Linked DNA regions of Homo sapiens: region 1 is linked to region 2. A link is a loop called in an ENCODE intact Hi-C map of the cell type or tissue named here. Cell type or tissue: lower leg skin. All regions are shown on one strand. Each heading gives the region's core, and the rest is flanking DNA. Links, peaks and the distances in the headings are about the cores only.

Region 1 (2,916 bases), core at 246-2,745, 510 kb before region 2:
TATAGTCTAGTCAGAAAGACTGACATTAAAAGGCACACTCAAGCTGGGCATGGTGGCTCACTCCTGTAATCCCAGCACTTTGGGAGGCTGAGGCAGGCAGATCACCTGAGGCCAGGAGTTTGAGACCAACCTGGCCAACACGGCGAAATCCTGTCTCTACTAAAAATACAAAAATTAGCCAGATGTGTTGGCACATGGCTGTAGATACCTGGGAGGCTGAGGCATGAGAATGGCTTGAACCTGGGAGGTGGAGGTTGATGTGAGCCGAGATCGCATCACTGCACTCCAGCCTGGGTGACAAGAATAAAACTCGGTCTCAAAAAAAAAAAAAAAGGCATACTCCTATAATTCATCATTATCATCATTGTTGCCATCACAATGACTGATATACTCATTATGGGACAAGTTCTTCACCTTCATAGGCACCATCTTGGAGGAGAAGGGGCTATGCTTCTCCAAGGTCGTGTCCAAGTCTAGTTTCTGCTTTGAAATGAGTGGAAAGTCCTCCTCTTCAACCACGGGCTGTGCCTGCCTGCTACCCCTCTTGGCTTTTTTCTTGAAGTAAGCAGCGTCACCATCTCTCCAGTTGTCCTCTTCCATTCTACTGCTGAGGGGAGCCCTGGAAAGTCACAGCCATGAAGTAACTCATCCTTGATGATGACATGGAGCCCTGGAGAGAGCAGAAACATAGGAGGTAGAGAGACCCGAGTCCAAATCCCATCTCTGACACTTCATGCTGTGTGACCCTGGGTAAGTCAGTCACCCTCTCTGAACCTCATTCCTCATTTGCAAAGCAGGACCAGTAATGCCTTCTTCCAGGGTCGTGGTGAGGATTAGAGAGAATATATTTATGCTGCTTAGCACAATGCCAATGGCAGTAATAACAAAATTGTATTTTGTTGTGCCAGGTACTGGTTAAAACAGACTAGCTCATTTCAACCTCACAGCAACCCAGTAATGTAGGTAGAATTATGACAGATGAAGAAATTCAAGCACAGAGAGGTGAAGTGACTTACCTGGGCTCACTCAGCCAGGAAGCAGTGAACAGAGATTCAGAATCTGCATTGTATCCACTATGCCATGCATTGAATAGCTGGAGTCTATGCCTCTTCTGGCGTTACATTTTTGCCTCCTAGTATTCTTTGTAATTGCCAGTCCACACTTCTCATCTCCTTTCCTCTTTTTCTTATTAGGCGAGAGGCATCTTAACTCAGCTATCTTTGTGAGGGTATTAGAAAAACTGCCTACAATTCTATATAGCTACCAGCAGGGGACGCCAAAGGATCGTGGATAAGCCCGTGCGGAGCCTTAGAAGCAAGGCGAAAAATCCTTAGGAGGCTGAATTAGGAGAGCTGGGACTTTGACAACAGCGAGAGACATGTGCCCAAGCTGGCCTGGTACACAATGGATGGAGCTTATTCCTGATTTTGCCCCTGTGGGGAAACAGAATTCGGCCTTTTTACTGGAAGAACCCTGCTCAACAGAGCGCCCAGCTGTAGTTGGTCAATAAATATTTCTGCATAAATAAATATATAGATTTGAACCAGGAGGAAGTTAAGGCAGAGGCGCCTCAATACAGACAGCAAGAAGGAGCTGTCTGGCTGGGCAGGGAAACTGAGCTCATGAGGGTCCCATGCAAGGAAGAGGCCACTGAGGTTTTGCAGCTACTTCTATGAAGGTGGGGCCAGGATAAGGAAATGCCAAGAGGTCATAGGGCACCAGGAACCTGCAACAGTGGGAGTCACGGTAGGCTGAGAAATGGCCCCTTGCAAAATATGCACTCCCTCAAAAAAAGGGGGAAGGTCTTTGCAGATGTGATGAAGTTAAGGCTCTTGGGATGAGAGATTATCCCTAAATGCCATCACATGTACCCTTACAGGGGGAGGCAGAGGGAGATTTGACACACGAAGGAGATGGAGCCAGGTGTGGTTGCTCATGCTTGTAATCCCAGCACTTTGGGAGGCCAAGGTGGGCAGATAGCTTGAGGTCAGGAGTTCGAGGCCAGCCTGGCCAACATGGTAAAACCCAGTCTCTACAAACAATACAAAAATTAGCCAGGTGTGGTGAAACACACCTGTAGTCCCAGCTACTTGGGAGGCTGAGGTGGGAGGATTACTAGAACCTGGGATGTGGAGGATGCAGTGAGCTGAGATTGTACCATTGCACTCCAGCCTGGGCAACAGAGTGACACCCTGTCTCAAAAAAAAAAAAAAAAAAAAAAGAAAAAAAGAGGAAAGCACTGTGGAGATGGAATGCAGAGAAACTTAAGGGTGTCAGCCTTGAAGACTGGTGTAATGCGGCCACAAGCCAAGGAAAGTTGGCAGCCCCCTGAAATTGGAAGGGAGAATGGGGTGGGTTCTCCCCTAGAGCCGTCAAAGGGGCCCTGCTGATAACCTCAACTTTAACGCAGCCATACTGATTTCAGGCTTCTAGCCTCCATGGCTGTGAGAAAATAAATTTGCATTGTTTTCAATATGTGTGGTCATTTGTTACAGCAGCCACAGGAAAGGAACCCAGATGCAGGGAGAGGGAGTGAGGTTACTGGGCTACTTAGAGAGGACCTGCAGACAGAGAGACGCAGCCACCAGCAGAGCCCTGGCTGGGCCTGGGGGGACTCTAACTGCCTCTTCTTACCCCTCCTGCTGCAATCACCTGTTGGCGCCTCCCATGGGCTGACCCCAGCCAGAAGGTGAAGGACAGGTAAGGGAGCCATGGGTGATGCAGTCCATCGGGCCAGCCTCCAGGGCACAGAACTGGTGGTTGAGGGGGACACATGGCTCATAACCAGTGCACCTGCTCTGTGCCCAGCATGCATGTGTGTACCCAGCCAAGATCTCCATTCCCCAGGACAGCTCCAGATTTGGGTGGATTTTCCTGTCTTCAACAACAGCAACTTATGTACATTGCAATGTGCCT
Region 2 (2,916 bases), core at 292-2,791:
TCTCCAGTTAATGACCACGTTGGTAGTTTCCAGGATTTTAGCATCACAAACAATATTGCAGTGGATATTCTTATATATAGCTCTCTTTGCATATATATAAGAGTTTCTCTAGGAGCCATAGCAGGTGTTAAACTGCTTGGTTGAAATGTACATGCATCTTATAGAAGATATTGGCTATTGTTCGTTTGCTCTCCAACACAGTTACACCATTTTATCCTGCCATTTTCTAAATAGTGGCCTGGAAGTCTCATTCATTCACATCCTTGCCAACTCAGTTTTTTTTTTTTCGAATGGCAGCAATTTTTTTAAATGGGAAGCATTATTATTAGGTATACCATGTGGTCTCTTTGGTGGTCAAGGACTTCTGTGTGTTGACAACTGAGCCAGACAGCTAATATGAAGTCTTTTCCAAAAACAAGTCTACAAGAATCTCCATCTTTTCTTTTTCAAAAAGACTTTAATGACATCCCCCCAGTCTGATTCAGAACTCCCTTTTCTGCCATCGTGTAATTTCCCCATCCATGAAACAATTGAAATTGAAATTGCCTGATAATTTTTTCTCAAGTCTCAACTGAACGTCATGAAATTGGTAACTACTAATTTCATTTTAGCACTGGAATTGAACCCACGACCTGATGTGCAGTAGGCACTCAGGAAATTTTTATTGTGTAAATAACTGATACCAATGTAATCCAGAGCTTGATGAATGGTCAGAGGTCCCCACATTTTGTTGAATGGATGGGCAAAACACCAAGTTAAATGGCAAGTGGAAGAAGCCCAGATGCTGAGGGAGAACCTTCTATTTATCTGCTCATTCATTTATTCAGGCATTCATTTTTTAAATAAGCATTTGTTGCATACTGATTGTGTGTAAGGTCCATGGACTCCACCTTTGAGCACGCCCATCCTGTGTTATTTTGAGGTGTGATAGATTCTATGTCAGAGGTGAGCTCAGAAAACATAAAACTAACTCACCTGGGAATGGAGGCAGCAAAGTCTTCCCAGAGGAGCTGGTACCCCCGAAGTCCTCTGTTCTGTCCTCTCCCCACCATGTCCCCTGCCGTCTCCTGGGGACACCCCTGTTCCTCAAACTGCCTAAGAGGTCAAATTCAGTTGCTGGATTCATGTCTCTTTTACCTTCAATTTCACCCAAATCAAAAGCCAAAAGGTCAACAAAGCAGAGGTGTCAGCTGAAGTGCTTTTGAATTTGGTTCAGGGAGGTCGATGAGGAGGTTTGCTTCTTTCTTTGGCTATCACCCAAGAAAGAAAAGATGGGAGAAAGGGGAGTGGGCTTTGCTGACATTGAGGACAGGGGCTGGAAGCAAGGGGGAGGGAAACATCTTGAAAGAGACAAAAGCAGGCTCCATGATATCCTGGTTTTTGGATCCAGGGCCCAGCATCTTAGAAACTCACACCTAGGGATCTGCCAAGCAGTCCTGCAAACACACCTCCCAGCACAGGCACAACCATAAACCACTCAGCCAGCACTCGCTGGCTTCACCGTGATGGGCCCATGATGTATTTACCCAAAGAGAAGAAGTGAAAGGTAGCTGTAGGCATGAAGCCATAAATACATCCTGGTGTTCAGGTGACATCATCCCAAACTCCCCGCACAGTGCTCCATGGTTTATGAAATCACAACACCAGGCGGCGTCTCCTGGGCGGATGGGGTGGGCAGCTCTAAATTTATTTGACCTAATTCATTTAGTTTTTTCCCTTTCGCTTTCCAGGGGAGGGGTTTGTCAGGACTTCTCCTTTTCACTTGAGGAGAATTCACCTACCTCCTTTACTTTCTTCTGGGGTGTCTGGGATGAGAACAATGGAATCTTGAAAATAGCAGGAAAGTGGATCTGCTCAGAGAGCAAAATGACTGCTCCATAATTTTGGAGAAATGGGTCCCTGTGAGTATATGTCAAGCTCAAAGAGTAGCCAATCTTTCAATGTTGGCTTTTTCTTTGGACCTTAAATATCCAAGGTAAAAATTTCTATTTGCTCTGTTCACTGCTATATCCCCAGTGCCTGACACAAAGTATACACTCTAAAAATATTTATTGAATACGTGAACCATTGCTGGTGCCCAGGCTGAAAGGTTCTGATGAATTTCACTGCTAACTGAAAATAAGGACTAACTCTGAAATTCCTTGATTTCATTAAGCCTCAGTACCCATTCTTAAACACCGAGGAGAGGGGTACACATCAATAAACCTTTCTGGAGGGAAAATTTAAAACATATTTTTAAAAGCCTTGATGCCTAGTAATTCTACTGCTAGGAATTTATCCTAAGGAAGTAATCAGAACTCTGCACCAATATTTTGGTATAAGATGTTCATTGCAGTGTTATTTACAATAGAAGGAAACCAGAAAGAATGTAGGTGTGCAGCAATCAGAAACTGGTCAATTAGATTATGTCAACATGTTTAATATTTTAGGAAACTACTACAGAAACTAAATATGCATAGTCTCTTTGTAAGTGGAGACTGGTGGGTTATAAAACACTACACACTGTATGATCCCACTTTTATTAGAAAAAAATATGCATACAGAAGACTGTGTGCTAATAAGCTTACAGAAGCTATCTCTGGGTGGTGGAATTAGGTTCTTTAAATTTTTTTCATTGTTTTATTTTATTTCTCAGTTTTCTACAGGAAGCATAACTCAACTGAACAATAAATATCATGAAGAAATCTTAGAGTAAGGGGCCATAATATTTTGAGAGAAGGGTACATTTACATGCAAGCTGTGTATAGAACTAGAGGTCCCTTAAAGCAGGGTGGTTTGTTTTAAAGGTTCAATCTCCCACTCCACTAGTCAGTCAGTCATCCTAATAAAAAGTGGATGTTGGTGACCTAGCCACATGTATTTCCTTCTGCTATACTGAGCTATCACTTTTTGCACCTGAATTTCCTTACATAGGGA

Evidence for each region. Peaks named below come from ENCODE experiments on the same cell type or tissue, not always from the same donor. Only the 100,000 strongest peaks of a DNase experiment are listed, where the experiment ranks them.
Region 1: a loop joins it to region 2, with 3 times the contacts of the local background. A loop is called at or near these places in 86 of 110 quality-filtered maps.

What each region holds. Positions count from the first base shown.
Region 1 is chr12:113,979,433-113,982,348 of GRCh38, forward strand. No RefSeq gene overlaps it. Among named protein-coding and RNA genes, the nearest start is that of RBM19, 15 kb to the left of the region's middle. In lower leg skin, for the core only: a CTCF peak has its summit at 1,251 (motif pointing right); no DNase peak of the experiment used is centred there.
Region 2 is chr12:114,493,359-114,496,274 of GRCh38, forward strand. No RefSeq gene overlaps it. Among named protein-coding and RNA genes, the nearest start is that of TBX5-AS1, 87 kb to the left of the region's middle. In lower leg skin, for the core only: no CTCF peak of the experiment used is centred there; no DNase peak of the experiment used is centred there.